Linked DNA regions of Homo sapiens: region 1 is linked to region 2. Evidence: read pairs that join two places in POLR2A ChIA-PET (ENCODE). Cell type or tissue: Panc1. All regions are shown on one strand.

What was found. ChIA-PET counts read pairs that join two places held together with the same protein. Peaks named below come from ENCODE experiments on the same cell type or tissue, not always from the same donor. Only the 100,000 strongest peaks of a DNase experiment are listed, where the experiment ranks them.
Region 1: POLR2A ChIA-PET joins it to region 2 with 6 read pairs; 1 of 35 experiments calls an interaction of 5 or more read pairs at or near these places.

The regions. Positions count from the first base shown.
Region 1 is chr7:81,093,897-81,096,396 of GRCh38, reverse strand. No RefSeq gene overlaps it. Among named protein-coding and RNA genes, the nearest start is that of SEMA3C, 180 kb to the right of the region's middle. In Panc1, no CTCF peak of the experiment used is centred here; no DNase peak of the experiment used is centred here; H3K4me3 peaks cover 381 bases; H3K27ac peaks cover 2,500 bases.
Region 2 is chr7:81,033,928-81,036,427 of GRCh38, reverse strand. No RefSeq gene overlaps it. Among named protein-coding and RNA genes, the nearest start is that of SEMA3C, 120 kb to the right of the region's middle. In Panc1, no CTCF peak of the experiment used is centred here; no DNase peak of the experiment used is centred here; H3K27ac peaks cover 991 bases.

The DNA of each region.
Region 1 (2,500 bases), 60 kb before region 2:
ACAGTTTAACAGTTTAGAAGCGACATTCTTTCATTTTCCATCACATTATACACACAATTTTGTTTGAAGTTTTAAATAGAAAACAAAATTTATTAACTCCATAGTACTTGGATCCATCATCTTGCTTATAATTTATAATGATATTACATTATATTAACATTAAGTCTCTGAATAAAAAAGAGGTGTTTTTGAGTGTTTGTGTTTTTCATTATTTAAAATTTGCATCAAAACTGATTGATAAGGTAAGACACTATAATAATTATTATCCTGCATAAAAAATGCTAATCTTTTACAGAAAGATGGCACCATATCTGTCCTCAACTTTTAAAATATTTCCTTCATATACTATATTTTTATTGTAATAAATACATATTATTGGAAAGTCTTTTGGTATATCCAGTGATATAATAAGGTCATTTTGTGAATATTTAGAAGTATAAAGTATAAATAAATATTTTAATTAAAAAATTACCACTCCAGTTTCCATAAAAAATTAAGATATTTCTCAATCTTTTTAAACATCTCGCACTTTCCACATTGCATAAAAACTCACCCCTGAACAGATTTATTTTTCTCCTACATAGTTTTTGGTATATTTTGTGATGATAGCACCAAAAATTTTGCAACCACTCATCTGATTACTATTTGTGGAAGCAAATTATAGTTTCATTTTTACTGTTAATCCAGAAGGTTACAAGAGTTAAAGATAGAAGTATCATTGAGGAAAAAAAAAAGCAATGCCCACATATTAAAAACACACCAGTAGTTTTACTTTAAAACAAGTATAGGTCTTTATTGGTTTATTCTCTAATTTATATTTTCCTCTAATAAAAATATAAATCTATGTTATGCTGTTTGGTTAATTACCACTCCACCTTTTGTGTATTTGAGTTTCCTATCTCAAACTGATAACATGTGGCTTTTCTTTAGGAATAATTACATAGAAAGGGAAATGGTACATTTTCAAGTTGTCAGTTTAATCATGTCTCCTTTTCTCATCTTTTCAGCAAATACATCAGCACCAGCTGAAGAAGAAAGGGAAGTAGATATGGAGCACTGCAAATTTGCTTCTGCGCAAAAGGAAAAGGCAGCTGAAAAACAGTTTTGGCAAATTAAATTGCAAATGATTCAGCCCCATCAAGCTAGTCAATGAGAAAAAAAAAGGACAAATTTTTATTCCGACATGGTGAGTAATGTCTTTTTTATGACAAAATAGAAAATAAACAGTACCCAAGCGATTGTTGACAGCTAAAGGTTACTAATGTCCAGAATTTCCCTCAGGACACAAGGCTCACTGTGGTACCAATTCCAGTCTAGGGTTTTTATGATGAGAGTGATATTCTGGTTGTCAAACTTAATCCCCACTCTCACCCACCCACTCTTGCCATGCACAGTCTGAAGTAAATAAGGAATAAAGAATATTAAATGGATTGGGGAAGAATCTAGGTTTCATTTGACTCTCTTTTGTTTGCTTGTTTGTTTGTTTTTTCAATAGCTATAGGGAGAAAATAGCCTATTCTGACTAGAAAAAAAAGTTATAGCCAGAAAAAATACATATATTATATATATAATTGAAACATAAAGATAGACTTAAACATTTTATGCTGCATTGCTTCTTAAGATCACAGTAAGGCTTAAACAGATTTCTACATGTTCATTTATCAGAGCTCTCTAATACCTTTAGATTGACACTGAGTAAAGGCCATGTATATCCCTGAAAATTTAAAAAGAAAAGAAAAAGAGAGAGGGAGAAGAAAAGTAAGTTTTTGACTAGCAAAGACTGATGAAGGTTAAAATTTGATCCAGAGTTGAACATGTTTGAGATCAAAGCCTTCAATAATTCTTTCAGGATGGAAATACCTAGAGGCTATTTTATTTGACTGAATTTAACTTTGATGTACTATGCTACTGAAAAACATTTATTCTCCTTTTCTTATACTAAAATAATCAATACCCTAAACCACTGGTTCCTACATTTCAGGAGGTCAAGAATTCCCTGTGGTTTTTAAATAAGTTTGAACAAATTTTTCTTAATAATGCCTAACTTAAAGGTGTATCCATCTTTCAAGTTAGGTACAATAAACAAGCATAATTTGAAGTGTGGTCTTAGATACATAGAATTTAATATACTTGGAGACTTTGTAACTAAGGGCTATGATAGAAGAAAATAACTCAAGTGTTATATTAATATTAAAAATAGACAGTTGAGATATATATTCTGAATACACTATTTCTATAGGTTTTCCTTAAAGTTATAAAACTTGATATACTCTTATATGTTAAATGGCGTTTCCCCCCATGAAGAAGAAAGTCTTATTTTAAATTACTTTTCATCTTTTATAATTAAGGTAATTTTATACTAATATTTTAAAAGCTATTTATACATAAACACTTCACATAGGCTAATTTTAATTCTCCCAATGAAAGTGTATATATATATATGTGTGCGTATATATATATGTATAATGTGTGTACACATATATAAACATATATATGTACC
Region 2 (2,500 bases):
CTGTATTTTAACAGGTTAGATTTCACATTGTTGGTTATTAAAAGGCTAATGAATGAATCTAGTGAAATGTGATGTTCTAAGAGATCACAAACTGAACTGACTTCAAGCTTAAAACCCCGTGAAAGATTTTTCTGCCAAAACGGAATTCGGAGGAGTGTTCTGCATTCCTCAGCTTGTTATGGTGACAGCACTGGCATGGCACTGGAAGTTAAAGAAACTTTGAACTGATAAAGCGGTTACCAAAATACTAAACAATTAGCAGATGAAAACAATTCCATGGTGCCCTGTTCCTACGAATAGCTCTCATGCTACAGCATGACATCCATGTGATAATCATTGCACTGAATTATACAGAAGGGCACTTACACAAAAAAGAAGTCCAGAACTCTTATGGTAGGAAATAGAACCCCTCAGCACAACATTCGCTTTAAGACAAAAAAGTTCTCGTTGAATTGTTTTTGTTTCTTGATTTATTTTGTGGATGATTCTCAAATCTCTATCTCATGTCATCATCTCCCCCATGAAATTCCAAATGTGCCCTGAACGTTCTCATCCTGTTGTTATCCTTTGGCCCTAATTCATCATGCCTGAAAACAAACCCATGGTCCCTGCCCTCCACCTCTGAATGGAGCCTTCCCCAGACTTGTCTGTTTCTATTCAGGATTATTGTCCCATTTATTCTGGCTCAAAACCTCTTCATTTCTGCCATATTCAATCTGTTTTCTCTGTTCTGATGATGTATTTTTGTTTGCTTGCCAATGTATTTTTCTCTAGCCTTTCTCATTCATGCCAATGATCACTACCCTAATAATACTGTTATTCTAGTACTTTAACAACAACAAAAAAGAAAAGTTCTTAAAACCAGTCTCCCTGCCCATAACATATTTGCTGCTGATTCTTCTTAAGTTAATCTTAACTTCTTGAGTTGATTCTGCTTGGTTAATCTTAAACATTTATTATTATATCCTCGTTTCTTAAAAAATTTGAAAGTTATTGGTACCCCTTCCTGCCAATGATAGTGCCTGCCAAATAATAGGAATCCATAGGCCTGACATTGAAAGTCTATATGATCTATTGCCACATTAGTTTTCCCGTGTGTATATCCACTGCATGCCTACATATATATTCAGCTTACCTGAAATACTATCCAAATATTGAATGTTCTATGTGCTATCCAGCCTTTTACCTTTTAAATCTGCCAGTAGCCTCCCCATAACCATAAATTCTTTTCATATTTTAAAGCTAAGCTTGGCCGGGTACGGTGGCTCACACCTGTAATCCCAGCACTTTGGGAGGCTGAGGCGGGCGGATCATGAGGTCAGGAGATTGAGATCGAGACCATCCTGGCTAACATGGTGAAACTCCATCTCTACTAAAAATACAAAAAATTAGCCAGGCGTGGTGGCAGGCGCCTGTAGTCCCAGCTACTCGGGAGGCTGAGGCAGGAGAATGGCGTGAACCCGGGAGGTGGAGCTTGCAGTGAGCTGAGATCGTGCCACTGAACTCCAGCCTGGGTGACAGAGCCAGACTCTGTCTCAAAAAAAAAAAAAAAAAAAAAAAAAAAAAAAAAAAAAAAGCTAAGCTCAAAAGCAATGCCATCTAAAATGATAGGTCTTATTGCTGGGGCACTTGGGGCTATCATAGCGACCTCCCTGGTAAGCATATTTAGCCACCTGCTGATTCTACCCTTCCCTAAAATGCGGGCATATTGTGTCCAGAATTGGTTCCTTCCGGAGGGTTCTTGGTCTCGCTGACTTTAAGAATGAAGCTACGGACCCTCGCAGTGAAGTGTTACAGTTCTTAAAGATGGTGTGTCTGGAGTTTGTTCCTTCAGATGTTCAGATGCGTCCAGAGTTTCTTCTTTCCATTGGGTTTGTGGTCTCTCTTGACTTCAGGAGTGAAGCCACAGACCTTCTCAGTGAGTGTTACAGCTCTTAAAGGTGGCGCGTCTGGAGTTGTTTGCTCCTCCCAGTGGGTTCGTGGTCTCACTGAGTTCAGGAATGAAGCCGCAGACCCTCGCAGTGAGTGTTACAGCTCATAAAGTTAGTGCAGACCCAAAGAGTGAGCAGCAGCAAGATTTATTGTGAAGAGCGAAAGAACAAAGCTTCCACAGCGTGGAAGGGGACCCAATTGGGTTGCCGCTGCTAGCGCAGGTGGCCAGTTTTTATTCCCTTATTTGGCCTCACCGACGTCCTGCTGATTGGTCCATTTTACAGAGTGTTGATTGGTGCGTTTACAAACCTTTAGCTAGACACAGAGCGCTGATTGGTGCATTTTTACAGAGTGCTGATTGGTGCATTTACAAACGTTTAGCTAGACACAGAGCACTGATTGGTGTGTTTACAATCCTTTAGCTAGACAGAAAAGTTCTCCAAGTCCCCACCCGACCCAGAAGCCCACCTGGCTTCACCTCTCAATATCATATCTGCCTTTAAGCAAGAGGCATTTCCATCCCCATATAAGCATTATTTATCAAATTTTAGGACCACATGCCTATGCC